Regions from separate parts of the Mus musculus genome. Here region 2 is linked to region 1. A link is a loop called in an ENCODE intact Hi-C map of the cell type or tissue named here. Cell type or tissue: left cerebral cortex. All regions are shown on one strand. Each heading gives the region's core, and the rest is flanking DNA. Links, peaks and the distances in the headings are about the cores only.

What was found. A loop is a pair of places that touch in the nucleus more often than their neighbours do. Peaks named below come from ENCODE experiments on the same cell type or tissue, not always from the same donor. Only the 100,000 strongest peaks of a DNase experiment are listed, where the experiment ranks them.
Region 2: a loop joins it to region 1, with 2.5 times the contacts of the local background. A loop is called at or near these places in 3 of 42 quality-filtered maps.

What each region holds. Positions count from the first base shown.
Region 1 is chr5:127,945,816-127,961,657 of GRCm38, reverse strand. All of the region lies in intron 4 of Tmem132d (transmembrane protein 132D), which reads left to right. Among named protein-coding and RNA genes, the nearest start is that of Glt1d1, 320 kb to the right of the region's middle. In left cerebral cortex, for the core only: no CTCF peak of the experiment used is centred there; DNase peaks (open chromatin) are centred at 4,907, 5,636 and 7,173; H3K27ac peaks cover 1,406 bases.
Region 2 is chr5:127,821,963-127,837,804 of GRCm38, reverse strand. The region is part of intron 5 of Tmem132d (transmembrane protein 132D); the gene reads left to right. Among named protein-coding and RNA genes, the nearest start is that of Glt1d1, 200 kb to the right of the region's middle. In left cerebral cortex, for the core only: a CTCF peak has its summit at 8,553; DNase peaks (open chromatin) are centred at 5,813 and 8,856; H3K27ac peaks cover 908 bases.

The DNA.
Region 1 (15,842 bases), core at 4,095-12,094:
AGACTTAATTAATTTTTTATCAATATTAGTATAACTAATTGGTTTTTTAACTCAAATACTTATATATTTTTTTTATCAGGAGGGAAAAGGCTGCAAGGTCAGGCCCCCCCCCCTCAGATCGTCTGGTCTTCTGTCACTGGTGAGTCCATGATGGCTCTTTGGGACTTTATTCTGCCCCACCCACCCTATGGGTTCTCCCTAGAGAACCAAGCAGTTTTGTGTACCCTTTGATGCCCTTTCCTGCTTCATCTGTCTATAAATGTGGCACCAGAGTTTTATTACCTCTGTCTGGCTGGCTTCATCAATTTGTTCTGGCCATAGAACCTTTGGTCCAGCTGTTATGGAAATCTCACTTCTGTCTGCAAACACACTTTGTAAAATATGGCTGTTCCTCACTGGCCACTTCCTCTCTGGTTAGGGTCAGGATCAGGGTCAGGGTCAGGGTTAGGGTTAGGGTGCTGGGGTCAGGGATGGGCAGAATGACTCTGGTATAGTTCTAATGGGTTAGTTGTCTGCAATTCTTTGTTTCTTGTTCTTTTTCCTTAAGCTCCCAATTTTCTTTTCCCCTCAAGATTCCCAAATTGTCTGGCTTAATGACCTATTGAGCTTTGGTGACTTTGGAACACTCCCTTTTTTTTCCAGCAAAAGCCACATTGTGAGCCCTATTTTAATTGCTCTGTCTGGAAGACAGGCTGCTCTCCTAGTGTCTGCAGGCTGAATAGCCAACACCAGGCTAGCAGAAAGATGCATCTCACAGATATGCAGAGAGAGAGAGAGACAGAGAGAGAGAGAGAGAGACAGAGAGAGAGAGAGAGAGAGAGAGAGAGAGAGAGAGAGAGAGAATGAGAATGAATTTCTTTCCTAAATGGTACAGAGTTGGCCTGTTGAACATAAAATTGGGCTGTAGGTTGGATCAGCTTCTGCCAGAATTCCATCCGATATTACCATGGATTGCACCCACACCACACGTGCACCCTGGTAAGTTAATGGGAGAAAAGACGGAGACATATCCTCGGGGACTGTAAAGAGATTTCTGGAGTGGAAGCTATCTAGATAATTTGGTGCCTAAGTGGTGATAAGGTAATTACCGAAGTAGTAATTAGATAAAAGACGAGAAAGTCTCTTCCCTCTGGATTTAATAACATCCTAAAGTCATCAGTAACCATGCAAAGCAAAGGTGAGCAGGTACCAGGTAAAACCCCATATGCAGCACAGTGGTCAGAACACTGGGCATTTCAACTAGAACATGGGCAATCTGCATTAGGGTCTTAAAATTTTCAGAAGGAAATAGGGGAGTCTTACCACAGGGGGTCAAGAGAACTGTTTTCTCTGAAGATAACGTCGATAATGGTGTGTTTCTCTATTGACAGCTAGCCAGCTAAGTGCCTTTTAAGAGTGTTTGTTCAGGTGGATATGCAGGCGACATAGAGAGAAAGAGGACTGGATTTTTCTGTAAATAAATGGGTAGATAGAGACTGTGAATAGACCTCATGTGCTCTGAATACTAAGGTCCACACCTCCCATCTATATAAGCAGCTTAACCTTGGAGAAGCCTCCTTACAGATGTTGACTAAAAGCTATCTCCCCTTTTAGCAGCAAAACATCTAAGTAAAATTGCGAGCTGGTCAATAACCACCCACAGCATCTATTTCCTCTTTTAGACAGATAAAGTCCTGAGCCTCCAATGTGCCTTCCTTCTGCCCAGTCATCTCCCTTTCTGTGTATCCACATGGCCTGGCGGGAGTGACTGAATTAAGACGGTTCGTTCTTTTCCCAAACTCTAGTTAATAAATCCATGTAAACATAACTTCTATGCCCATTTTGTTGTGACCCGTTATTCATTTCAGGATTAACTAAGGGGTGTTCTGCAATGTCGGAAGGATCATTTAATTTCCTTACCATATTCAATTTATGATTTCTAAACAAGGCAATGGGTCATTGATTATTTTAAACATGAAGGATTGTAAACAAACAGTGCTTGCCTTTTGATATGTCGGCCAAAAGGATTTAGTAGCAAGAGAAATGGAAGTCAATTAATGAATGAATTGGCATTCTGTGGGTGTTTTGTGCGATACTTATGTAATTTATCCTAAATTAAAATTATGTTGTTTCTTAATGAAGACTGCTTTGTAGGGTTTTCCTCATCCAGCCAGGCATGCTCTCTGTAATCATCCTGCCTAATGCTTAGTGAATCAAGTTTAAGGTTTGGTTAAGGAAAACAGTCATGCATATCCCTCCCATGGAGTCGGCAAATACACAGGAAACAGAGATGGAGTTAAACACACAAGTGAAGAAATGAACAGAGGAGGCAGGTATCAGACCAAGGATTACAAAGGCATCCCACAGAATTGTTTTTTGTGGGGGGGATGGGGATATGGTGTTGAGGATTGAGAAAAAGGGGAAACCCTTTGTTGTGGAAGGTCAGAGAAGCCATTAAGGCTCCTGGGATTCCAGCCAACTGACATGCAGAAAGTCCAGCGAGTTAGAATGAGCCTTCTGTCATGTTCTAAGAGGAAAACAGACCCTCAGGAGGCAGAAGCATGTGAATAAGTCAGAGAGATACCGAGGAGGAGCTTGGAGAACATCCAGTTATTAGTCCACCAATGGCGGTCAGGATGTAGGAAGCAGGGACTAGAAACCAAGGCGTGCGAGTTCGAATCTCTTTACGACTGGAGATTTATCTTGAGAGACCAGACACAGAGACCACTGAAGGACCCACTGGGGACACTAGAGGAACTGGGAGTGAGGAGAGCTGATGATGTGGAGCTGGGAGAAAGGGAGAACTCCTGAGCCTTGCTCCTGGATGGTTCCCCCAAGGATGCTGACCCTGCCTCCCTCTCTAACACTGGAATGATGAAATAGGTGAGTTGTGTCTAAAAGAGACCAGTCATTTTATTTTAGACATGTGAGACTGTCTTTTGAGACAGGCTCTTGCTGCCATAGCCTAGGCTAGCCTAGAATTTACTCTGTATTTAGCCCAGGCTGGCTTCAAACAAGAATCCTCCTGCCTTAGCCTCCATAGGGCTATTTCCTGTAGCTAAATATCACATCCTTCTTGACCATCACCTCCACACCCCAACTCTCCAGCCCTGGGTAGATCCTACTCTGCTTTAGATAATTTAGCTTCCTTGTAAGGACACGTGGGATCTACCTTTCCATACCTAGCCCATTTTACTTTGACATCATTCCCTGCCACCCATGAATGCAAAGGGCAAAAGTTCCCTCCAGGACGCCATTTAAATCAAAGTTTTACAGACCTCCCCCCCACCCCCCAGATCTTTAGGCTTGAACTTGTTATGGAGACCAATGTGACCATGACTACAAGGCCCTTAGTGTAAGATTGTGTCTGATCTCAGAAGCTAAGCAGAGTCGGGCTTGGTTAATACCGTGATGCTATCTGGGCACTTATTTATGAGTGAGCCCAAGTTTTTGGCGGACGGGGGGGGGGGGGGGGAGGGACTCTGTAGTCCGCATACCAGTACTTTCCATAGAAAGTTTCAGTCTGAAGTCTTCTCGGAAACCTAAAATCTCCCCACATGAGCAAACACAGCTATAGAAACCAGTAGCCTAATTTTAAAACACATTTTAATAGCACCTCTAAGAACGTCACTAGTTAAGTTTGGGATTGCTAAATTTGCTCCATCCAAAAATATTTAAGAATAAATCTTTTGATTTCTGTCCCGTATCACCTCTTTGTGTCAAAGCATAATATTGAAGGACGTGGAATCACTGAAAACCATACTCCAGGCTCACTTGATTCCACAACTGCCCTCAGGCCTTCACGTTGCCAGGACGGAGTTCACTGACATGTCCACAGCCTGCCTCAGGGAGCCAGCCTAGCCCAGGCTACCCCTCACTATCATGATGTTTCCTTGCTCTTGTACCTTCTTTTGTCATTTCCCAGGTTGATGAGCTCTGGAACCTGGCACAAGTTCATGTTTAAAACCCGTTCTGCTTGCAAACATGCATTTCCCAGTTAACCAGCCTCAGAAGCTGTCTGCTGAAGACATGTCCAGAACCATAAATAATGTTCATTTTCCACACAACGGGAACTGGGACAGGGTGTACCCCAGGCCTTCTTTGATGTGGACTCCTGTCTCCAGTGGCGCTCCTGGTTTCCAAGCACAATAGCCAATGTCTGCTATTATCCTGGGGTATTCATTTTGGCACGAGCTATTTGACCTGTGAATTGTACCTTTGTATATATCTACCTACATGTCAGGGGGTTGTGGGGATGGCACGCACATGTGTGAGTACTCGTAGAGGGCAGAGCTCAACATCAGATGTCTTCATCGATCATGTCCAGCTTAGTTTTATAGCCAGCTTTCAGCTAATATGGCTGGCCAGAGATACCTGTGGACCTGTGTGTCTCCACCACTATGCCAGTATAAGGGGACTAGGAGCAAGCTCTACCATGCCCAGCTTTTACCTGGGCACTGGGGATCAGAACACAGGTCTTCTGGTTTATACAGCGAACATTTTACCAATGTTTACCATCTCCCTGGTCCCGATAACTGATTCTGGTTTGCTGAAGAAAAAAATGGAATCAAAGCAAAGATAGCACGCATGGTCATTCAGACAGCATGGTGCAAGCTGCCCTGTTGTCTGCACAGGACTTCTCCGGCAGGGATACAGGAAGAAACCACTTGATTTCCTTTTCATTTTTTTTCTTCTTCTGTCTGTAAACAGGATATTACCAAAGCCTCTCAATGTTGCACCAGCGTTGTACAAACAGACATAAGTACAACACTTAGAGCTGCTTTTTCACTGTCAGTGGCCAAGGTGTTATGTAAACCCCAGGCCTTGTTTACAATGCGGTTAGAAAAAGCTGGGCATCGTCTCTGCTGGGTGGCCCTGGGAGAAGATTGTCAGGGAAAAGAGAACGGCTGTTCAGAATGCTTCCCCAGTTAAACCCATCCCCGACAGCTGGCGGGTGGGTGAGCTGCCGAGCGCCACGCTCCTGAAGCACCGTGTGTCTAAGGCTTTATTTCCAGAAGCCTCTATATTTTCCAGAGAAATTATAACACGTCTTCTTTTACGGCTCTAATTATGATCGCTCTTGTATCTACAATTTGATGCAAATTAATATTTACTTATCCTAATAATAGCGACGCCAGATGGACTCTTACTACACACTGTACCCATACAAGGCTTTGCAGGGACTGACCCAGCGAGTCCTCAGGAAAGCCCCGCAGGGGCTTTTCTGGTGGTGGTTCCACACTAACTCAGCGAGGTTTGAAAGCAAATCTGAAAATTTGAGATCTAGAACTAGATCTTGGGCTTTTAATGTGCTCTCTCTCTCTCTCTCTCTCTCTCTCTCTCTCGCTCTCTCTCTCTCTCTCCCCTTCTCTCCCTCCCTTTCTCCCACCCTCCCTCCCTCCTTCCCCACCCCCCTCTCCCTATAGATCAAAGGTCAATCTTGAATGTTGCTCCTCAGACAGTTTCCACGTTTTGTTGGAGATAAGGTCTTTCATTAAACCTGTAACTTCATCAAGTAGACCAGCAAGCTCCAGGGATCCTCCTGTGTGTGTCTCTCTTTCTGTCTCCCATCTTATCATTGCTGGGGTTGTGTGTGTTATTGCATCTGACTTTCTGTGTGAGTTCTAGGCTTAGAACTCAGCTCCCCACTTGTGAGGCAAGCCCCGCCCCCACCACTCACATCCACTTCCCTCTCTGCATCACCTGGAAACCAGTGCAGGGTCTGAGGTCTCTCTCTCGAACTTTGTACAAAACCCTCCGCCACACCTTCAGAGAGACAGTAGCATGGGGGGGGGGGAGGAGTGGGAGGGAGGGTCTTGAAACTCAGCCCAGCCTCTATTTCCCCCAAATCAGAGGCAAGTGCTGGAGGAAAGACTTTTATGAATCACTGATTCTCATGGAAAATTTCTTCAGGCTTGGGCTGTCTTTCTTCAACTCTTTTGGATTGAATTTTGAGTTTGTGTTAATTTTTCTCTGCTATGTATATATATAATATATACATATACATATAATATGTATAATATATAAGGCCTTTTTCATATAAGCATGTAATATACCTTGAGCATATTTCCCCTGTACTCCATGATCCTCTCTTCTCTGACCTCCATATATGAGTGTGCACATGTGTACATGCACCTGCAAGCAAGCCCACATGTACACACATACATACACATGCTAACAAATGTGTGTATATACTGCATGTATATATAACACATGCACACACAAATAGTTTTAACTGTTTTACATTTGATTGGTTGATTTTTTTTTCCCAGTGATCACATTGGTCCCCAATCAATTTTTTTTTTTTTTTTTTTTGGCTCTTTTCAGTTTATTGCATGAAGGAGTTACACTAGTCCAAGTTAAAAGCGGACCCCAAATGATTACATTATACAAGCTGTGAGGTTTTTAAACTTGTGACAAGGGACAGAAGGGAAATTCTACTCATTGCAAGGAAATCCTCACTTAAGCTTCAGAGAGCCACAAGCACTTAAAACCCATGAACCTTCAGCTGATCGTCCTTAGCCAGCCCAGTCTCTATCAGGAACTGGCATATGTTCTTGCGCTGGTCACCCTGTAGCTGAATTACTTCTCCATATTCTGGATGCTCAATTACAGTACCATTGCAGGCAAATTTCTTCTTAAACGCCTTCACTAGTTTCTTTTTATCGTAATCATCAGCGATCCCTTGGACAGTGGTAAGGGTATTATACTGACATTTTGTTTACAGGGAGCTAGGGAAGGTCAGAGGCTATCCAATATGCAACAGCCCACAGTGCTCTTCCCATCTCTATTCTTATTAAATGCCCCACCCTTTTTCCTCCTGGATCCCACAGATACCATTACTAATAAAATATCACTCTAAGTTCTTTACTGACCCTAGGTTAAGCTAACTGTCGAAAGGGACAGGAAGTGGACACATTGCCATTCCCAGAATGTTCTCATGTCCGTTCTGAAGTAGCAGAGGCGAATCTTTCTGTGAGCCGTTCCTGCCACAAAGCTGAGCCCAGCTCTTCAGTGAACCATCACACCGGCGGCGGCGGCTTCCCAGCCTGCTTAATCACTCTCATAGGCAAACTTCAAACCTCACGCCCTTTCCTTGTGCTTTTCAAAAGGCGAAATTAGCCAAACGCACAAAGATATCTTTAGTACTTAAAAGGTTGACAGAAAAGGTGCCAAAATGAAAAAGAAATAAAAACTTCGCACCTCATCCTTTGTGAGCGTCTGCACATTTGGAGTTTGGGCACAAAGACTTGGAGAATGACAGCTGTTCAGTGGGGGTGGGAGGATTTTTTTAAAAAATGCTGAGATCAGGGAGGCGGGGTCACATCGTAGGGTGAGAATTCAGCCAGTTGTGCAATAAAGAGGAGGAAAGTCAGCGCATGTGCAGAAAATCTACTAGCCCAGAAGCAAGGCCAGTTCCTGAACAGTTGCCCCCATAAAAGAAAAGATCCTAGGAGGGGACATAGGACTGCCATTGACCTGTTAAGGTCAAAAAACATCCAATGCCATCTCAGTGATAGAAGTGGGTGTCGCCTTTCTGGCTGAAGAGCCCAGGAGAACACCATTATTACTCAAGGCTACTCTACCAAGTCAGCATGTGCCTTGGAGATCAGAAGTAGGCAATGAACTTGTTACTGGTTCCTTTTGGCAATCCTCTTGTCCTTTCAGAATCTAGAGGCTGCTTCAATCGATTCTGGTCTGGCCCTTGTGTCTTGCCAATCTTTCTCTTACACTAACCTCCTCTCTGTAGCCAGCCTGGTGACTCTCTCTTCTGTGAGCACACAGACTCTTGCACACACAGCACACAAGGGCTATGACATCACACATTCCCAACACCGACACAATGTCCCTTTACTATGGAAGAAAAAAAAGGGGGGGGGGTCTATTCCTGGCTCTGTAATTGACTAAAATATGAGCAGTCCTCTCCTGATGGTCTCTGTTGGTCTCATAACAGTAGAGATTTAAGGACTGGAGAGACGGCTCAGGTTAAGAACAGAGGTCTCAAGTTTGATTCCTAGCACCCACATCAGGGAGCTCACAATGGCCTGTAACTTCAGCTTCCGAGGAATCCGATGCCCTCTTCTAGTCTCTGAGGGCAACCAAACAGGTATTGCACACACCTGAAAAAATACACATAAATACAAAAAAGGGGGGGGGGGTTAAAAAAAATCAAAAAACAAGTCTTAACTCTCAAGTATAACAATACAGTAACAAAATTCTTTAGGAATCCCAATTGATGAGTTGTTGGTGAACTTGAACTCCAAACGTCTGACCACTGCTTATAATAGACAGATGGATCACTGTGCCTCCCTGGTTTGTCTCTTGTCATCCCTTAGGAAATGCTCTGCTGCCCTGGGTGTGAATGAATGCAGTTAATTCGTGTTGTTCCTGGCGAGATGCTCTGCATTTTGCTTTCTGGCTAGATGAGGGTCTATTAGCTGATTCTTCCTAGACAACGTTCTAAGCAGACTCTTCCAGGGCAGATTCTCTCTCTAGTTGAGTGTCTAGAGATGCTCACCATTCTGGCTCCCTCTGTAGTCTTGCTCTCAGACTGTTGATTAAATCTGGAATGCACAAGGGACACGCACCCTCGCAGGAGTCCTAAGACCATGGGGATGTCTGTTTCTTAGCACCGTGCTCCTTAATTCATGCCAGTGCAGGATGTTAAAGGAAATATCTTCTACCTCCCACAGTCCTGCACCCTGGCTTCAGCTGAGTGATCACGGCCGGGAAACTTCTTGTGTGAGTTGAACTATTCAAGCTGCCAAGAATTTTTAACTTGACAGGAAAGCCATTGCACCAGGAGCCCTTTGAAGCTAATTCTCACTGAAGCAGAGTCATGAGCTCAGGCTGCTGGGCCACTCTTCATGCACTGTCCGTGCCCTTTTGAGACTTGCTTTCTCTGATAGTCTTTTGATTCAGGAGTCCTCCACATACCTTCTCTGTAAGTCCCTGTGTCAGCTAAATTACCCAAAGTGCCGTTCTACTCCTTGCTGTGAACCTTGGCCTGAACCTGCTGTGAGAGTCAGCTAGGCTAAAGTCACCCAGGATAGCCTCTGAGAACCCTGGACTAAGAATTCACATCCCATTTACCTCGTTCTTATCCTCTCAGCCATACCTGGTCCCAGAGCATTTGGCTAGCTTTCCATCTTCAGCTGTTGCTAAGGCAACTACATCCCATTGATGCTAATGACTTCGCTGGGACACTGGAGCTGGTCCATGTTTCCTCTGTCCATGCTTCCTGCCCAAGCCTTTGATGCTAAACAGAAAACTTTTTCTAGCCAAACACACGTGGTCCTCTGAAGCAGGGAAAAGCTAGTCCTGACCCCACCCAGGGCCTGTGTGGCCCAATTTTTGATAGATTCACTAGCTAGTGAGCTCAGCATTCCTTACACATGGCCAGCTTGGTCCATTTCTCACTCTCCATCCATGCTAGCAAGCCCAGCATCCTCTCTGTGTGTTAGTTCCCTACAGGCTCCATCTCCTTTCTTCTCTCCCTCCTAACTCTATGGCTGACACTCTTCACACATTGATAAGTATATGGCCTCTGATCCCTGCCCCAGGGTCTGTTTTGAGAGGGATCACAGGCTAAGCTGCTATTTATGATGTCATTTTAATAGCAGGAACTTTGCACAGTCTATATACAGAGACCTCTAAGATATATTGAGAAAGGGACAAAGGATTGGCTTTATCCAGACTGGTAAGATAGAAACTTGTACCAGAGGCATCTATATTATCTGCCGCTTACAAAGATAAAAATGATGGGTCAGGTGAGATAGCTGAGTGTATAAGGATGCTTACTACCAAACTCGGTGTCGTGAGTTCAATCCCCTAAACCCACATAGCAGAAAGAGAGAATCTATTCCCACAGTTATCCCACGTGCATGTACTACCCCAAACATCTATAAAAGATTTTTAATACCAAGGCCAGCACTAGTATCTCTTATGACACCCAAAACCTCTTGTTCCTTCTAGAAGAGTGGCTCTCAACCTTCCTAGGACTTGGACACTTGGATACAGTTCCTCACATGGCAGTGACCCCCAACCAGAAAAAAAATTTGTTGCTGCTTCATTAACTGTAATTTTCTACTGTTAGGAATCATAATGTAAAAAACAAAACCCAAAAAAAAAAAAAAAAAAAAAAAGAGCTAGGCAGTAGTGGCACATGCCTTTAATCCCAGCACTTGGGAGGCAGAGGCAAGCGAATTTCTAAGTTCAAGGTCAGCCTAGTCTATAGAGTGAACTCTAGGGCAGCCAGGGCTCCACAGAGAAACCCTGTCTCAAAAAACAAACAAACAAACAAACAAACAAACTCTGTGTTTTCTGATGGTCTTAGGGAACCTTTGTGAAAGGGTTCTTGGACCCCTGGAGTTGAGAACTGCTGTTCTTGAATGCAACACAAAGGTGCCAGAGATGGGATCTGAGAGCCAGCTCTCATAAAAACACCCCATCCATCCTCAGCTGACCACCCCACCTTTGCCCTTTGCAAACCCGGCCTGGCGTATCTCTGCAACACCACGGGGAAGTATAAGTTACTAGATGTGTCTGAGGCCTCCTGGACCATGGAGAGCCACAGAAAGAGTGGATTCTTGTCCAGGTTATTGGATCTAGAGTTGCATTTAAGGAGAAAGGTTTAATGTAGTTTAACAACCACAGCTATGTCCGAGATCTCCTGGGAAGCAATCAGAGAATGTGCGTGTCGATGGTAAGGGAGTTCGGCTCACACAATGCTAAAAGTTGCCAACTCCAGGGTCTGCAGAGCTTTGGAGGCACAGTTGATTTTTTTTTCCTTCTAATTGGGACCTCTGCTGACCTGAGGTGATGTGGCAACTCAGGGGTTTGCAGTGAGGGCTGGGAGGCTGCAGACCTGGGGACTGGCATTCCAGAGTTCAAAGATCACCGCTCCCCTCCCCTCCCCTCAGACCAGAAAGAGCTGATGCAGCAAATAAGAGTCTGAAATCAGTTTGCCAGGGAGTTCTCCCCTGCTTCTCCTTCCCCCTTTCTAATTAGGAACTCAGCTGGCCTAAGGGGAGCTATCCCCCACCCGCAGTATGAACGGGATGTTCTTTATTCAAAGGTTTCAACTTTACATGTTTATCTCAGCTGAAAGCACCCAGCAGACATATCCTGGAAACATCACCCTGGTAAGAGATGGATTTCTCTTTTCTTCCAAAATCCGACCAAACGGAAGGGGAGAAAGTAAATAATCACAGACTAGATTTCACCGAGCATGGAGAACATATTTGTACCAGGGGGTGACTGCATGCAGACGACAGGGGAAGCTGGCACGCTATAGAAGACGGGGATGCTAGGGACTTTGTTATTAGTCATCAGACTGAAGTTTTGCGGTCTTGGGATGGAGAGAGGAGACAGGTGCCATCTGAGTGGCGTAGGACCCGCTAATCTGAGTCTGGGATTCCTGCAGGTGTAGGGCGTGGTTCTGCTGATCTCCTCTGTGTAAAGCCCCTTGTCGTGTGGGCGGCAGTACAGGCAGCTGACTGGCTCTCTTCCGGACTCTAAAACCTACATACGTCACCTGCTCTAATGTCATTCCTCTTCATGATCCATACATTTTCTGAGCCACTACAAGCATAAAAAAACAAAAGAAGGCATTGTTATTATTATTATTATTATTATTTATTAATATCCAGTAACTTGGCTCTTTGAAAAAAATTGAATTCTCATGTAGCCCAGGCTAGCCTCAAAGTCACTGTGTATCTGAAGATAACCCTGAACTTCTGATCTTCCTTCCTTTGCCTCCCCGAGGCTGGGGTCACTGATATCTCCCATCATTGCCTGGCTTAAACATTGCTGAATATAAACCCAGAGCCTCAGCCTTGGTTGACAAGCACTCCACCAACGGAGCCACCTACAAGACTCCACATCCCTTTTTTTTCTTGCTGAGGTGTGTTTATGTCCCAGGAAGCCACAGAACCTAGTCCCACAGTCTGTGGGGTGAGCGCGGGCGATAAAAATGTTTCGTATGTGTCAATCACACATGACCTCAGGTCTTCTCCTAGGAGACCCTCCTCTCGCATCCTCAGGAACCTTCTCAAGAAGCAAATCACAGGGTCCCCTTGGCAGAGCCTGGCTCTGCTTGGCCAGTGCAGAGAGACAGACCACTCTGCTTCATATCTACAGCCTCGTCTTCCTTTGAACTTGGTCAGCTGAGGAAGGTGGTCAGCTGTCACTGTTGCTGAGCCCTCCCCTTGCCTCAATTCCCAGATTTTCTCTCTTCCCTGATAGTCTCCATTTTTGGAATCACAACCCAGGGAATGATCCCTTTTGCTCTCTCCCCTCCCACCTCAGCCCATGCAGTGGCACGCTATGTATATTCTTTATGTGTCATCATCCCTCACTGTTGTACTTTAGCAATAGTAATTATTCCTTAGCCCTATGTGATAGCATATGCATATACACCAAGCTACTTGGGGTCAGGTTCATCACAAGTTCAAGGCCGTCCTAGACAACTAAGTAAGATTCAAAAAAAAAAAAAAAGGTTTTAAAAGGGCTGAAGGGTCAAGGCTTGTTCGGTAGGAAAAGATGTGTCACATCACCAGGTCACATCAGTCTGGTTCCGTAGGCCACACAGCAGGAGAGAACTGACTTCTGCAGGTGGTCTCTGACCTCCACAGGCTTATGGTGGTATGCTCGCCCCTCTACACACAAAATAACTCAATGAAAGGAAAAGATTATTTAGGGTAGTTCATAGCTGAAGAGGTGACTCAGCAGTTAAGAGAATTTGTTGTTCTTCAACGGGTCCTAAGCTTGGGTCCCAGCTCCTGTATGGCAGCTCACCATGGCCTTTAATGCCACCTCTGAGAAATCCGATGGTCTTGCCTTCTCTGGACTCTTTGGAAATCTGTACACATATGACATGCATACATACATACATACATACATATACATAAACAAATAGTTACATATACACAGAAACACAGACACATACACAGGTACACAGACACACACATAGACACACATTTACATACACAGAGAGAAATATACAAACAAACACAGAGAGACACATACACACAAAACACATACACATAACTACACAGACACACACATATAAAAGCATATAGCCACACATACATGAACATACAGACATATGTGCATATGTACACACAGATACATATGTACATACACACTCTCACACATGGACACACGAGACACACACATTCAGGCATACACACAGACATGTACACACATACACACAGGCATGCAAACAGATATACACACATGCATATGCACAAAGATACACACATAGATACACACTTACTTATACACAGACACACACAAGTACCACACACACACACACACATACAGAGACACACACAAGCACACATATATACATGCACATAGACACACACTTACATACAAACAGATACACAAGTACCATACACACACACACACGTACATATTCACACAGACACATACACACATACATATGCACACAAAGTAAAGTAAATCTTTTTTTTAAAGGGGGGGGGTGGTAAGGTACTTGCTTAGCATGTGTGAGGTCCTAGTTGTACCTTCAAGGTTCTGTCTCCAGGATGCTGTATGTGTGTGTGTGTGTGTGTGTGTGTGTGTGTGTGTGCACACATGAGCTTGTGCATATCTTCACAGTATGTCTTGGGCTTTCTGGGTGAGCATGCACACACACACACACACACACACACATCCAAGCTCACCCACTCACAGCACGGGGGGTAGGTAAGGACCCAAAGGTCCAACTCACTCATGTAGAGCTGGAGCTGAGATGCACATGGCTGTGGTTGCAGTATGCTGGGCTCTTACGTCCGTGCTTAAACACTTCCCCTTCAAAGGATAGATTTGATCTGTTTGCCTCATACCTTGGTTGACAGGACAGACTGGTCTGGCTCTGGCTCTCTTTCTTTCGAGGGCCTCTGGTTACCGCAGTACCAGGCTGGTGGGAAGGGACGCAGTGGGATTTTTCCAGTCTCCCTCCGAAGGCCACATTCATGCTGGATTGTGGAAACTGCCACAGATCCTATGCTCTCTATCATCGCAGCAGGAAGGAAAATTTAATTCACACCTACGGATGAGAGTCAGTTTATTTTGCTAAGTCATCAGGAGGCAATGAAAAGGGCAGGACCATATGCGTGTGGAAGCTAATTAAACGTTCTTACAGCCAGACCTCCTGAATCTCACCTAACAAGGTGGGCATGCCCTGGTCGTATTACCTGCAGTTCTCCTCCCTGCCACAGATGGCGGTGTGCACTCACCTTAAACAGCTCCGGTTTCACCTCCCCAAACCTCTTGGCTCCTTCAAGGCCTCTCTTCTAGCCCACAATCTCTTTGTCTTCCCTGTTCCTCATAGCAAACCTTCCGGTCTCCTTCCTGTACATTTAATGACTGGTCTGCCCTTCCCTGACTTCCCAGCCTCGGCTCAAATCACACTTAAGCTTTTATTTCGCTGTTTCTCTGTGGTCTAGTCATCACCCCCAGACCAGCTCAGACTAGCTCTGGGAAAGCTTCCCTACTCCCAGCCCCACCACCAGGATACCCCAACCTGAAGGGAACTCTAGGGACCCCAGAAGCTGGAGGAAACCCTGAGTCATATGATACCTGGGGGGTCCAAGTGACCACTCGGTAGAATTTGGATTCTAAATTCACAGCCATTTTCTTCAGAGAGTCCAGCATCTACTTCACAGTCCCCATGCTGCTTTCAGAGGAATGGGCACTGTGTGTGACTTTTCCAGAGGAGACATCCATCACTCAAGATAGAGCATAAGAAACAACCCCAGAAGTGGTTCTATCCCAGGTCTAGTGTTGTGACACGATGAGTTTCCTGGGGCTGCTCTTAGGAGCATGGGGGCCTACCAGTAAGCCCACCCAGTCATGGGTGGACAACCATGCAACTTGCAGGCAGCTCCACCAGAGACAGCCTCCTGCCTCCAGTGATTGTTCATAGCTTATATTCCTAGGCTTGTGAACTTCTGAGTAGCCTCCTCCCCCACCCTCTGTGTGTGTGTGTGTGTGTGTGTGTGTGTGTGTGTGTACATTCTTTGCATGGATGTTGGTGCACGTGGGAGCATGCTTGTGTACATATGGGCCTGTGCATATGAAAGTCTAAGGCCAGTGATCAGAAGTCAGGAAACATCCCTGATGTCTCTTCCATGGTATTCACAGAGACAGTGTCTCTCTGTCGAAAGCAGACCTCACCAATGTGGCAATCTTTCTAGCCAGCTTGCTCTGGGACACACACATCACCACCCCTTTTTGCATGGCTGGAATTAAAAGTTGTCACCATGCTTATCCAGCGAGTGCTTTAACCTCTGAGCCATCGTTTCAGGAGGGACTGTTGCAGTTCAGAAGAAATTTACAGCACAACAGGCTTGCCTTGAGCATTAGCCCATCCAAGTTGGGGGCTGAGGGATGAGGGGGTCTTAGTGGCAGCTTTGTGGTTCAGAGTGAGACACTGAGGCATCCAGGACAGGCCAGAGAAGACTGTAGTCTTAGAAATCATCAAAAGGAAGAGCACAATAAAAAAGACTCATCATTAGATAGAATAGAATAGACTATAGTCTAGTAGACACTAAGCTGGTATTAACTGATAACACGGCTTCTCCAAGGGATGGTTAAGGGGAAAGTTTGTATTCTAGATATGAGGGAGAGAGAACAGCCTGGGGCATCTGGAGGAGTCCAGGTCAGGGAGAGAAAGTGGTAGACCAAACATGGCCAGCTGACGGGATCTGACCAGGAAATGAGCAGGGGCAGAAGAGAGAGAGAGGAGGGTTGGGTAGAGAGCAAAAGATGAAGACAGAGTGAGGGACAGAGAGGGAAGGCCAAGAGAGCATAGCTGAAATAGCAGGGTTCTACGGAGAAAGGAGTAGCGGGAA
Region 2 (15,842 bases), core at 3,669-11,668, 120 kb after region 1:
CACTGAGTTCAGGTGCCCAGCATCCATGTGAGAAGCTAGGATAGCAACATTCACCTGCAATCTCAGTACCAGGGAGGTAGAGACGGGCAGATTCCTAGCACTTGCTGGCCAGACAATCTGGCCAAATCAGTGAGGCACGTGTTCAATGAGAGACCTTGTCTCAAAGGCTAAACTAGAGAGTAGTGGAGGAAGATACCCAATGTCAGCTTCTAGCTTCCATATGCATGTGTGTGCACATAAAAGTGTGCTCACATATACATGCACACAAGCAGACAAGGTGGTACATGTCTATAATCCTAGCTACTCATGAGGAAGTGTCTTAGACACTGTTGTATTACTTTGAAGAGGCACCATGACCAAAGCAACTCTTATAAAAGGACACATTTAACTGGGGGCTTGCTTACAGTTTCAGAGGGTTAACCCATGGTCATCATTATGGGAAGCATAACAGCCATAGTGCTGGGACAGTAGCTAAGAGCTCACAACCATATATATAGGCAGAAAGGTCTAGCTAGTGATGGATGGGCTTTTGAAACCTCAAAGCCCACCCATATCAACATACCTCTTCCAACAAGGCCACACCTCCCAGTCCTTCCAAAGCTGTTCAGATATATGACCAAGCATTCAGATATTTGAGCTTATGGGAGTCAGTCTCATTCAAACTACCATAGGCAGGAAGATGGCAAATTCAAGGCTTACCTTCAGTGAGTTCAAGGCCAGCCTGGACAACTTAGTGAGATCTCATCTCAAAATGTTTAAAATATAAGAAGAGGATTGAAGGTGCTGTTCAGTGATAGAGTGTCTGCATAGCTGTGCAGGACTCTGGGCTCAATCCCCTCAAGAAATAAATAAATAGAGTAAAATAAAAATATTTATAGACAGATGAAGGATTGGGGTGCATGATATTAAATGCCATTGTCAGTATTAAATTCACTTATATGGTGGCATGAGAACCCCAGGCTCTTTTCCTCCCGCAAGGACAGCATCTGTTCTTCCAATGCTCCAATTATTACAGTAAGCAAAAATCTACTAGTAGCTAAGGATGGTCTGGTAGAACTTTTCTAAAATATATATATGCATTTCCCTCTTCTTCTGAAATAGGACTTAAAATGTCCCCAGAATTCAAACAATTTTGAGCTGATCTTGCCTCACTTCAGGATACCTAGAAAAAAAAAGTGGGGGAGGAGGTATAGAGCTTTTCATCCCCTCTTCAGTACACACAGGTGTGCATGAAGGGAGATATGGGTGTCTTTTAGGGACAAGGTATCTCCCAAAAGAGCCAATCAAGGCATTGACCATTGTGGATATTCACAGAAACAGCCATATGCACTTGTATGGTATCTTATAAATGAGAAGCAACAGCCTGAGACTTAGCTATAAATATATCTTTTAGAGACAAAGGGATCCAAGAGAAGGCTGAGACTGTGGAAGAAGCTGGTGGAATTGAACTTGGGCATAAACACAGATCACCAAGGGAGATTGACTAACAAGATGCAGGAGTCAGAAACAGATATTAAAAGATAGTCCAACCCTCAGAGGAGGACTCCCTAGGCTGGAAATCTTTGGTGAGGAAAAAAGAAAAAAGGCTAGGCTCTGTATTTAAAATACACACACATACACACACACACACACACACACACACACACACACACACACACAGAGCTAGCTAAAGGCTGGCTGAGCTAATATGAGAAATTGCCTACCATTAGGGAGCATCCTGGTTTATAAATTTTAGGGGCAATAAAAGAAATATCGACTGGTAACACGGAGGATCACGCCCTTCGTCTCTAAAGGAGTTTTTCTTTAAAAAAAAAAAAAAAAAAACTCTCCATTTGGAAGACTCTCAGAGGCGCCAAGCCTTATTGATCTTATTATACCCACAAACCCTTGTGAGACTTCTTGGTTTGCTAGACACCGTGCAACACATACAAGTGTTGGGGAAAATTAGATACGGCTCCAAGCCTCAGGTCCCATCATCTTCAGTTAATCTACAGTTTGCATTGGTCACATCACTAGGGACAGATCCCCACTCCATATTTCACCCCTGACCTGTAAGGAGTAATTTTAAAGGAGACAGAGGTTTAACTGATTTACAATTATTCCTGAAAAGTCAGAACATCATTGACATGATTAAACACTGGCTGTGGTCCAACATGGCCACTCACACATGACCACCCCAGAGCGAGGGAGGGGAGTGTAGGCAGTGTACAAATCTTTCTTTGGAGAGCAATATGTAAGCATCTTATTGGCTGTGTTAAAAATGAAAGTAACAGAACAAAAGCAGGATTGCAAATATTTTGCTTAGAAGCTGAAGACTATTTAAGACTTTCTTCAAAAGTAATTGATAGTAGAATTGATATTTAGAAACGTGTCAAACCGTGGATCGTGAAAATGACTGAGCTGGAGAAAGCTTGAAACAAAAAATTCATTCATTCCCTCCCTCGGTCACTCATTCATTCGTTCACTCACTAACTCATTCATTCATTCATTCATTCATTCATTCATTCATTCATCCATTGTTTCTTAAGACTCTCCACTCCACGTGAGCCACCTCCAGATGGTGAAAATACAGAGGTAAACAAATAAAAAGTAAATAAATGAATAAATTTCTCACATTGTGTTTGCACCCTAAGATGGGAGAGAACCAGTCTTGTGAACATCTTAAAATCTTCACCTTTCACACACACACAAATATATATATATCTTGATTGTTTTGAAAACCCCTAGAGAAAGCCAGAAGGGAAAGGTGCATGTCCAGCATCTTCTTTCTTCGAGATGCACTGCGTCAGTCCACAGACATTTGGTGAACAGCAGTTCTACACTCCCAAGCTTCTCACCATCTTCTTGTCAGTCTGGATAGGGTAGCTCTCATCTGAACTCAAAGTTAAGCTATATGAATATTAAAAACACAACAACGTATAGACCTATCGTGTCTTGTGTTGAATGACGTAGCTTAGATCAAACCCTACAGTGCCCCTGTGTTTGTGTAAAGGAGCAGGCATTCATGGAAGAGTTATGAATGAGAGATATTCTAGGACCAGCCAAGGACTACAGACAGGAACGGGCTCCTGGGTTGCCCCCACAGCAGACCTGTCTGCGGATGGGTAGGCAGCTGTGGACATACCCACAGTCAGGCTTTAAATGCCAAGTGTTAGTAGAACTTGTTTGAGAAAGCTAATCCCCATTGGCTAGGAATGTTGGATGAATAAAAGAACATCACTGTCTTTACTGCAAGGGGGACCAAAGCAATGACCTCATGAGCCATGAGCTCCAGGGCAGTCCCTCTTGTAAGCTCTTGGTAATCCTGCCCATCCCTACGAGTCTGATTGAAATCCAAGATTTCAATATTGGGTCCTCCTGAGGCTAGCTTGCTCCCTATGTAGGCAGTGATATGGGCTACAGGATCCTAAGTGACCCTGGGATTTAGGGGTTGTGGTCTGGGGTTAGCAGTGCTTCCAGACTAGCCTGGAAGCTTGCACAGTTCTGTCCCAAGCCTCTGTCCATTCTTTTCCAAATATCCTTCTGATTTTGTTTTTGTTTTAAATAATCCTACAGAAACCAGTCAAGCACAATGCTCAGCTGCCAATAGCTAAACACTTTATTTGACCTTGACTAGAGACACTATTGAGCTTGCAGTCTAACCCTCATGCTAACTTGCTAAGGACCAGCTAGAACCCACATAGAGCTGGCTCTTTCAACAGACAAGGGTCTCCACTCAGTCACAGAGTCCACCCCACCCATATTTGCTCTCCCAAATCAATGAGAGTTAAGACAGCCATTAGGCAAACCCTTTTGCACAGAGCTCACCTTCTATATTACATGGTTTCCCAACAATGCACTGTGAACTTCGGACTTTAGGATGCCTGGTTTTCAAGCCACAGACCAGATGCCACGAGCCCACTCACTCTTGGGGGTTTGTTTTGTGGCCCATGAAGCTGTTGTTAACACAACAGTTATTTGGAATGGTAGCTATGGCAATTAAAATGAAACAATATGCTTGAATCGGCATCCAGCAGGGAAAAAGTAGGATTGGGGATAGATACCCCAGCCTCTCCCTCCTCCTGATGTGAATTCCTGCCAAGGCTATCCATTGGCCAAACCCCACTGCACCCAGTGGGAAGAGATTGGTTGTTGTCATTAATACAGATCAGCTTCATTTTAGAAGGCAATGGACATGAGAAGACAGAGCCTGAGTGGGGAGGGACAGAAGAGGAACAAGCAGCCATGCCAAAGCTCGTGTAAAAGCATCATAGTTGCTTTTGAGTGTAGAAAAAGAAGAAGTAAAGTCCAGTGCTCAAAGCACTCACTTGCTGCAGAGGCTTTGAGTTGGTACCTGTGTCTGTCTCATCAGCTCAGGACCAAACACAACCATATCTTCTATTAGTCGACGCTCATCTCTTAAGAGCACATCTTCTGCATAATCAGCATATCCAGAATCTTTCATCCTTGCCCTCTGATGCCTCTCCACATAATCCAGAAACCCTGAGGGCTTGCACCGTCCAAGTGAAGTTAGGAGGCCAGTCATAGAACTCGATGGCAAAGATCCCCTGCTGCTGTTGCCTCTTTCAGGCTCATGGGGGCGCCTCTGAGTGGCCCTGTGAAACTCAGTTGCCACTTGGCTGATGTTGGCTCAGTAACATATTGTCCTAAGTGTTGACAAGAATACTCACCCCATCAAGTGTCTACTGCTGTCAGCTCTAACTGCCTTGACAAAAGTCGCATAGGCTAGGTGGCGTATGCATCATTGTCTAGCAGCTCTAGAGCCTGCAGGTCCTAAGTGGGATGGGTCTAGGGAGGCTCTCTTCTGCCTGGCTCACACAAAGATACCTTGCCACTGCATCCTCACATGGCTGTGCGTTCTCACATGGCCTTTTCTCTGTGTCTAGGGACAGTAACTCTCTGGCCTTTCCATTTCTCTCTAAGAACCTATTGGGACCTGAGGATCCCACCTTCTGACTTTCGTTCACTTCCTTAAAAAGTCCCTAAGTATGTCAGCCTAGAGAATCAACATGCAAAGTGGGAAGCTGGTCTGTTGGTGGCTCTTCTGCCCTTGTGTCAATGCCTGACAAGGAACACCTTGAAAGAAATTATTTTGGCTCAGGGTTTGAGGGTACAACCTGCCATGGTCGGAAAGCATGGTGGCAAGACACTCTTGGCCATGATAGCAGGGGTGTGAGGCTGCTCACATCAGATCAGGAAGCAGAGATGAGGAGATATTGGTGCCCTGATGGCTTTCTCATTTTTCCTCATTTGTATTCAAATGAGTCCCCAGTTCATGCATGGGACAGTGCCATTCACACTCAGGCCATGTCTTTCTTGCCTGGGTGATCATCTCTGGGAACTTCCTCACAAGCTCCCAAAGATGTATCCCCTGGGTGATTCTAATGTCATTCCTGTTGCCCGTGAGGGTGGGCCATCACAGTAGGGGCCCAGTTCAATCCATAACACCCAGCCATTTTCTCCAAAGCCTGCCACACAATAGAGGCCAAACCCCTTGCTCCTTAGCAAATGTCTCAGGCCTTAGTCCCCTGCATAGACATGGAATGAGTCCTGCTACACAAATCACTCAACACTTTCATACAGTCAAAACCTTCCGGTCCCCAGCAACAATAGTGTGTTGTAAGAAGCCTGCTTTGGTTTTTGTAACTCTTACACTTGGGAACTCACCTATAGGGCTTGCTATCAGGAGACCACTAAATTCCTACTGGTCTTTTCCATCAGGACAGAAGACATTTATTTGCTCATGCAACATTTTTAGGCTTCTGTGATTCTGACATGACAAAGTAGGTCAACCTCGGGGGGAGGGGTATACATAGCTGCCGCATCTGGATGTGGAAGAAGCTGCTGGCACACCACAGAGATCCATTTAGATGGCTCATCAACTTAATCACTGCCTAGCAGAGGGACCCAGAGAAAGGCAGAAGCTGTACCAGAGAAGACAGGTTCTGGAAAATGCATAAGTAAATGTATAAAAATGGGTTTTTTTATTGTTTTGCTGAGTACAAAGAGCAAACCGGTGTGTGCCCCCTCCACCCCTCACTCCTCTGCCACTGTTGATAGGTATCCTAACCCTAATGAGGATCAGGGCTTGGAAGGAGAGGAAGAAAAATGAGCAACAGGCACCCCACTTAGTGTGATGGTTCGTATTGATTGGCAGCTTAGCAGGATGCAGAGTTGCCTACGAGATGAAACTCTAGGCATGTCTATAAGGGATTTGGGTTATATATAAGGTCTAAAAATTGGGCTAGGAAGAATTGCCTTAAATGTGAACTGGAACCATGACCTGGGGCCCTGGACTGAATAGAAAGGAGAAATGGCAGGAGAGCAGATGTGTCTCTCTCTGCTTCCTATCTGTGGACTCCATGTAACTAGGCTCACACACCTGCCTCTCCAAGAGGAACTGCACCCTCCAACTGTGAGCCCAAATAAACCCTCTGTCTTAGCTAGAGTTTCTACTGCTGTGAAGAGACACCATGACCACAGCAACTCTTACATTTAATTGGGGCTGGCCTACAGTTCAGAAGGTTAATCCATTATCATCATGACAGGAAGCATGACAGGCAGACATGGTGTTGGAGAGGAGCTGAGAGTTCTACATCTGGATCCTCAGGCAGCAGGAAGAGGGTGACACTGGGCCTGGCTTGAGCATTTGAAACCTCAAAGCCTACCCCCAGTGACATACTTCCTTCACCAAGGCCACACTGTCTTGAATAGGGCCACACCTTCCCTGTGAGCTCAAGGAAGCCATTTACATTCAAACTACCACACCCTCCCTTCCTTTGCTGGCCGGTTCCAGTGCTACATCTGACATCTGGTCCAAAGGCACCATGCTGCCAGTGTCTCTCCATCAGGACAGCCCCATGCTCAAAGTGCCTATCAACAGATTCAACTCTGTCCCAGTACAGTAGAAAGAGGCTAGGAAATGAAGAGATGGCTCAGCACTCAGAAGCACTAACTGTGAATTAGGCAATGCAAACTGATGTAATGAGGATTACTGATTGGCTAGGCATGAACCTTATGCTGCCTCTTAAGCCAGTTACTAGTACTTGACAGTAGATATCATGTGTGTGGAGCAGTCATCTTCCCAACAGACACCTGCCAGGATCTGATACTACAACGAAGGGTGATTCCTTCCAACACAACACACCATGGTCAGTTATTTAACTCATAAAGGTCCCATGCTATCAGCTGGAGCTCTTCTGTTCCATGGGCCCTTTGCTGGCTACCCATGAGTGTTTCATTCTTCTTTGCCAATGACTACCCATGGGCTTTTCATTCTTCTCCATGTGTATTTAATACACCATCCCACCTTAGCTCTTCCTTCACAGGGAAGGATCTATTTGAGAAAAACAGATTCTGGGTTGCAGTGGTGAATCCTCTACTGTAAACTTAATGGGACTGAGAGAAATGCCTAAAAGGTGAGGAAATCCCACTGGCGAGTGTCTCTGAGCTATTTCCAGATCTGGTTTGATCATGAGGGCGCTGACCTAAAGGCCGTTTAATCCTCTGATAGAGGCAAGGTGTGACTAGAGCAGTGAACCTGTGGAACATAGGGCTTAGTTAAAGGGGGTGGGTCATTATCATTGCGGGCATGCATAAGTTACGTTTTGTTGCTCTGATAAAAATACCACAATCAAAAAGGCAACTTAAGAGAAATGTTTATTTTGCTTCCAATTTCAGAGGTACAAAATCCATTATAGTGGGAAAAGTATGGGATTAGAAGCAGGAAGCGGAGAGATCACATGTCTCATCAGCATACAGGAAGCAGAGGCGTCAGGAAGTAGAATGAGGCTACAAACCCTCAAACCCCACCCCCCACCCCTCCAGTGATGAACTTCCTCCAGGAAGGCTCCATTCCTAAAGGTTCCTTAAGTTAGCTCCAAACAGCGTCACTACTGGGAAACCACGTGTTTAAGTACCTAAGCCTCTGGGGAACGCTTTTTCTTTCTTTCAGACTATCACAGAGCATTATTTTTTGAGGGTTATAGCTTTCCCTGACACCTTCCTGTTCCTTCTCTTTTCTATTTCCTGGATGTCCTGGTGTGAGCTGCTTTGTCACAACCCCCCAGACCATGAGCTAAATAAGTCTTCCCTATAACTAGTTTTTATTGGGTATTTGGTAACAGCAACAATAAAACCAAGCAACACAATGGCCACACCCACCTTTCTTCTTGCTCTCAGTAGATGAGGTCCTTCCTCCCACCTTAGAACCATAGCCACAGCTCTCATGTTTGGATCTCAACTCCCACTGTCTTATCATGTTTATATATTCTGTATGTTTATATATCCATCCCCTTTACAAATTTCTCTTCTAGGTGTAAGTATGTATGCTCAGATTCCTTCAAATGGAAGGAAATGCCTATGTAAAATATTCCTCCAATACAGCCCAAGTTCGGGTGCTTCAAAGATCAGTCTTAGGGCTGGAGAAATGGCTTGGTGGTAAACTGAAAGAACACTTGCTATCCTACAGAAAGCCTAAGTTCAGTTCTCAGCACCCACATCAGGCAGCTTACAGTTGACCATAACTCCAGCTTCGAGGAATCTGATGCCCACTTCTGACCTCTGTGGGAATTGCACTCTCATACCCACTCATGCGTACCCATAATTAAAAATTTTTTAAATAAATCATCAGAAATTAACCTCTTGAAAATCTATGCATGCTCCTGAAATGCCTCCTAATCTGTGTTCCCAAACAACCTCAGCCCAAAGGAGTCAATTTCATCACTAGTTGGGAGTGGCTTACACTGGAAAGCTACATCCTCTCTGTGAAAAACCAACAGATGTGTTTTCCACCTCCATCTCGCTCCAACTCTCGGCGGCTCACACAAATCTCATCACTCTCCCTTCTTGAAGATATCCTTTCTTGGAGTTTCATAACACTCTAGCATCCTTTGTACTCACTGCCTCCCCTTCCCTGCATCGAGCATCTCTCCCACCGTTGACCAAGCTTGGCTGACAGATTCTCCTACAGAGTTCCAGCTCCAAGTCCTCATTCTCATGACAGTGCTCACTCTGCAAGATTTTGTACATCTTCATGGGGACAGTGCGCTACTGTGTGCAACTCCAAGATATCTGACAGCTCCCTAACCCGTCCATGTATGCTCTGAGTTTCCATTGTCCACACTGTAGACTAGCCTGGAAACATATGGATAGCTTTCATTCAGAATATGCAAAGTCACGTGTCAGGAGGATGAGGAGGGGGAGGAGGAGGAGGAAGAACAAGAGGAGGAGGGAAGGGAGGAGAGGGAAGGTGGAAATCCCATTTACCTACCTGTCTTTTCTGTCTCATAAACAAAGAGCCATTTTCAGTCCCTCCCTCTTTTTAATTTGCCTTCTACAACTATGTAGACAGGATATTGAATCAATAACTAAGCCCCTACAGATAATTTTTTGTGTATATCTCCTCTCCCTCTTTCTAAATCAATCTCTCTTTGTCTATCTCTTTCCCTTCCCCTCTCCCTTCCTCTCCCTCTCCTTCTCCCTCTGTATATCTTTTTAAAACAAGAAGTTGAGCTCAGGCCTTTGCAAATGTAGACAAGTGTTTGACCACAGAGTAACACCTCAGGCCATAATGCCTTCTTATAGCTGTGGGTCTCACATTGTCCAGGCTTGGCTCAAATTCACAGCATAGTCAAGGATAACCTTGAATTCTAAATCTCCTACATCCACCTCCTGAGTGCTGAAATTACAGCATGAATCACTATGCCTAGTTTGGTATAGCACTGGAGGTTGAACCCAGGGCCTCCTGTCTCTCATGGGTATGCACTGTACCAACTGAATTACATCTCCAGCCCAAATCCCTTCCATATCTTAAGTGGCCCTCCCTTTCTCACCACTATTCTTGACCATCATCATCTTCTATGAGAATTCTATATCTCCTTCTGTAGCCATTTGGTCCTTAGTGTTACCATATTCAGATCACCTTCCACTCAGCAACCTTTCTCCAAAATAATATGCTTTCCCTCCTCATCTCTGAGTCTCAGAGAGTTTTGTGATCATGAGCTAGAGAAGTTGCTCGGTAGTTAAGAGCACCGGTTACTCTTCCCAAGGATCCAAGGTTAGTTCCAAGCATCCACATGGTAACTCCAGGGGACCTGACACCCTTTCTCTCCTTCTGTAGGTACTCTACATTATAGATAGATAGATAGATAGATAGATAGATAGATAGATAGATAGATAGATAGATAGATGATAGATAGATGATAGATAGATAGGTAGATAGATAGATAGATAGATAGATAGATAGATAGATAGATAGATAGATAGATAGAGATTAGAGAGAGAGAAAGAGATAGATCATGCTGGCATAAAACAGACACACAGATAAATAAAATTTAAAAAGAATCATATAAGTATAGCCTCCTTCCTCTCTGACCTCATCTTCTCTGTTCTCCCAAATCCTATTTTTTTCAGCCACATTGACTCTAGGTCCACAGCATGCTATGCCAAGGTTCTGACTCTGTTCACTGGACCCCTCTTCCCCACCAGATATTCTAATAAGTAATGTGACAGCTGCTGGGGGGAAAGCTATGAAATTCTAGGCACCATGCATGGAAAACAGCGATTAATTATGATCGTCTGAGAAGCTACATTATGTTCTTAATAATCATTACAATCTTAAAATTATGTAGGCATTACAGAGACCAGATGGTTTGGGGTTTTATTTTGTGCTAGCATTCAGTTATCAGGGAAGAACTGATCACAGCTAATGCGTCTTGATGAAATCTACATGTCTTGCCTGCATTTATTAGTTTTGCGATCGTTGTTATTTGCATTGTGTTTGACATCACAGCCCCAATTCATAAAAATAAATCAATGGCCTGGTGCAAATTAATTGATGTGTAAAATCTGTGATTATGACAGCCATATCAGCATTATATCCATAATGGTGATATTAATGTGAATGGATACAACTCAAGCATAAAGCTAGATGCACCTTGGAAAGTGACTCCTATAGAAATGAGGAGGGGGAGTGCGAATCCAGGTACACTGTCAATCATGTTCCGAAAATGGGATTCTATCAGGTTGCCGTGAAGCCAAGGAGACCTTTGCAACATTCCAATGGAATATCGCTGGTAAAGCAACAAGCACACAATGATGCCTTTTACACTGAGGCATCATGGTTTAGAAGCAGGGAAACTGGGACTCACATCCTATCCGCTGAGAGCGCATTGCTTCCTCGCATCACAAGATGAGCTACAAACAGCCACAGCCTAGGCATCTTGCAGTCAGGTGTAAATTGAATGGCATGTGTGACAGAAAGAAGTGGGAAGTGGGATTGGTAAGCTGCATTGTCAGGAACCCTTTGGTGTAGAAAAGGGAAAGTATTTGAATTCCTGTATTCTCTGTGTGCTGCACCACGTGCCTGTGTGCACATGTGTGTGATCATATATGCTTGTATATGTAGCAGCCAGAAGTTGTGGTGGGTCTCTGCCATGTTTTGGAACAATCTTTCATTGAACCTAGAGCTCACCAAATGGCTACTCTAGCTTCCCAATGATTCCTAAGGATCTTCTGTCTGGTCCCCACCTTCCTCCATCCCACTCTGCTAGAATCACAGAGACAGGCTACCATGGCCGGCTTTTTGCGTGGATGCTGGGGATCTGAACACAGATCCTCACGCTTGCATGGTGAATACTCACCCGCTGAACAATCTAAGCCCCAATATCTGTGTATTCTTGCAAATAGTTCACGTTAACAGTTGTAAGGAATCATGACTGTGTGTGCTTTATAACAAGTGGCACTTGGTGCGAGCTGCACGTGTCTGAAGAGGAAACCCTAGGTGAACTCATGGGCTGCTTCTCCCTTTTTGGTTAGCTATTAGCTCCCTGCCCTTGAGTCCGAAAAGCTGGAAATGAGATAGTGTGATCAAAGACATAGTGAGAGCGAATCTTTGCAGCGGGGCGTGCACTGAGAAATGCGTAGCCATTATTGAACTCTCAAAAACCACTTGGTGCTTGCGTTTTGAAGGTGAAGTGTCCTGGACAGGCTCATGTCTTTGAACATTTGGTCCCCAGCTGGTGGTGATGTTTTGGAATGTCCTGGAACCTTGAGGAGATGGACTTCTGCCTAGAGGAGGTGAATCTCTGGGGACAGGCTTTGACACTTTGTTACCTAGCTGAGGACCCACTTCCTGTCTCTGTCTCTGTCTCTCCCTGTCTCTATGTCTCTGTCTGTCTGTCTCTGTCTGTTTCTGTGTCTGTCTCTCTCTGCCTCTGTCTCTGTGTCTCTCTGTCCCTGTCTCTATGACTCTGTCTATGTCTATCTCTCTCTGCCTCTCTCTGTCCCTGTCTCTATGACTCTGTCTGCTTATCTGTCTATCTCTCTGTGTGTCTCTCTCTGTCTCTCTGTGTGTGTCTCTCTCTCTGCCTCTCTCTGCATCTCTCTGTATGTCTCTCTGTATCTTTCTGTCCCTGTCTCTATAACTCTGTCTGTCTGTCTCTCTGCCTCTCTCTGCATCTGTGTGTGTGTGTGTGTCTCTGCCTCTGTCTCTCTGTGTCTCTCTGTCTCTTTCTCTATGACTCTGTTTGTATGTATCTCCCTCTCTCCCTCTCCTTCTCCCTCTCCCCCCTCTCCTCCCCTTCACTCTCCCCACCCCCACCTGACTGAAGATAGGGTGTGACCAGCTGCCTCCCACGTCCCCTCTGGGAAGAAGTGTATCCTATGAATCCGTGAGCCAGAATAAACCCTTCCTCCTTTAAACTAGTTCTTATAGGGTTTTTTTTTTTTTTACAGCAGGGAGTCAGAGAGTTCCGGTTGAAAGAAGGGAAGGAAAGAACTAAGGGAGCAGGGAGAGAGAAGAAAAAGAGGAAGACAGGAGAGGGGAAAAGAGAGGGAGGAAAGGAGAGACCAAGTAGATGAGAAAAATGGCTTATCATACCTACCATCTGTTCTCGAGCCAGATATAGACACCATGGAAAATATCACAACAATGTGATCCTGAGGGAGAAAAAGAATCATTAGAATAAGTTCTAAACTATTATGTTTTATTTATAAATGCACAAACTTCTATCCAATCACCAAATACTTATTAAAGGATACGAGACTGCTGAATGTCAAGGCAACAGGACCCCAGAGGAAAGCACGTCTTCCCTACAATCCTGTACATCATATTATCATGCCGGGTGCGCAGAAGTCAATATTTGTGGATGTAATGAATAAATCAGTGTCATAGCACCCAGCTCCCTAATATAAATTGCGAGCTCTGGGAAGCTCGTGCGTAGCTTCACAGTCCCTGAAAGTAGGAGCGGAGTTGTCTTCCTCAGCTGTGAGTGGCATGAAACACCCTGGGGTTACTGCCCTGTCACACGTGGTCCTTGTCCCTTTCCCTCCTCTCCCTGGGTTCATAGATAACTCACATCTGGAGTGGTCCGCCGCCAACCAAGCAAGCCATCCTCAGCTGCCAAAGATGAGGTCAGAAAATGGCGAGGCTCCGACTCTGAAACAGGTGTGAGTTGGGCAGTGTCCCCATGCTGTCGACTGCATTAAACAGGGAGGGACCCTGTTCCTTTTCCTGACTGTTAATCAGTTTCCTTTTCTCCAAACCAATACTCACTGCTCACAGGACCGGGAACTGTAAAACTCTTCTGTTTAACACGTTTTTCACAGATTTGTGTTCAATTGGCTAGATTTAAATGTTGACTACGAACTTAATCATAATTTTCTAAACCTAAAATCCAAAGCACAAGCCTCATCTGTCTTTATAAAGACTTTAAACACTTTAAGGAGCAGGCAAAACACACAGTAAACAAAGAGCTTTAAACCAGCATATGAACTCCACAGGGCAACGTGAACCCTGCTCTCCTGATATGAATGTCTATATCATCTCTAGGTCCTCTTTTGTCTCTTCTGGGAGGAGTGACATTGTCCCCCCTAAACCAGAGGAGCAGAATTGCCATCACGAAGTTGGAACCACTCACTAAGCCAATGGGACCTGCAGAAAGAGTGGTGGTGGAGGATTTGGGTGTGGTTCCCAAGGATCCCACCCAAAGTCCACAAGTGGTTGCATAAGGATTTGTTGTGTGATTGTGTGATAGATGATGCTGTCAATTTGAACACTGAGAAAAGGATCTCATGGTATGCCTGAGGTGGAGTGGGGGATTTTCCTGATTATAATGATTTCGGTGACACATGCCCACTGTGGGCGGCACCATTCCCTAGAAGGGATCTTAGACTGTGTACATAGAAAAAGGGAGCAGAACAGCAGCAAGCATTCATCCCCCTCTTCCTGGTTATAGATGTCATATGATCAGGGCTTCCAGTTCCTGTTGCCTTGACTTCCTTGTCAGGATGGTTCAGACCCTTGAACTGTGAGCCAGGCAAACAAAAACCAAGGCAACAAATAACCCTCCTTAAGTTTCTTTCCTCAGGATGTCTTAACACAGCTTCAGGAAAAGAAACTAAGACAAGTTGTATTCTGAACACCATACAAGAATGCAGGGCTCATTGCTTACGACAGATTCTAATAACCTCACATTTTCCATCAAAATGGTACTTGCTTTGAAAGTTTTTACATGCAAGCTAACATAAGCCTCATTTTCAATTGCTTGTTCTGAATAATGCTTGCTCTAATTTTAGCCTAAAACCGTGCCAATTTGCCAGTCTGGGGGTTGGGGCTCAGTTGGAAAAGTGTTTGTCTTGTAAGCAACAAGAACCTGAGTTCATTCCCCAGAAAACGCAAAGAACGGTAGTGTACACTTGTGATGCTAGCACTGGGGAGGCTGAGACAGGAGGATTCCCCTGTGCACTGGGCAGCTAGTCTAGTTTAACTGATGACCTCTGGACAGATGAGAAACTCTGTCTCAAATTTAGGGTGGAGCCATCAAGATGGCTCAGCAAGTAAAGATAGTTTTCACCAAGCCTGCCAACCTGAGTTTGGTCCCCAGGACCGCACACATAGTAGAAGGTGAAAACTAATTCCTGCGGGTTGTCCTCTGACCTTCAGACATGCACTGCGGCATCATTAATGCCACAAATTAACAACCTGAATTAATAATGAGTTAGTTAAGTACAGGAAAGATGGCATTTTGAGGAAGACATCTGAGGTCTTCGTCTGTCTCTAACCCACATATGCATGTGCACTGGCACACACATGAACACACACATGTACATTCACATACACACAAACACACACACATGCACTCCTTATATACTTGGATTGTGGTGTTCTCACTTTTTTCCCTATGACTACTTCCACCGTTTTCATTTGCAAACTAGGAAAAGGTCTTATCATCTAGTTTTAAAAGCATTCCCCCAAATGCTAGATCCAAGCATAACATTAAAAAAAAAATCATCTGATTTCTCTTGGCCAGATGAACAAATGATAAACCTCATGTCTGCAGAATGGAATTTCCAGCTACCCATATTGACCTGGTGATTGACAGGGACCTCAGAGACAAGGGTCCAGCTTGCCTGTGTCTGCAGCAGGTTCCCTGACAGCAAAGTGAACAGTTGCTTTTCTACTTCTGTACATTGGAGACAAAGATCTTTGAAGCCATCCAGATGGTGTGTGGTCCTAAAACTGAAAAAAAAAAAGAGCAAAATCCAGGGTTGGAGAGATGGCTCTGTGGTTAAGAGCACTTATTGCTCCTCCAGAATCCCTAGGTTTGAATCCTACCACCTACGTGGTACATCTGTAACTCCAGTTTCAAGGGATACAGTGCACTCTTCTGGCCTATGAAGGTACTGTAAGCATGTGATATACAGACAAACATGCAGGCAAAACACCTATACATACATATATACAGTGTGTGTGTGTGTGTGTGTGTGTGTGTGTGTGTGTGTGTGTGTGTGTGTTTTCTTTAAAGCAAAACAGGAGAGGAGCCCAAATGGCTCATAATGGA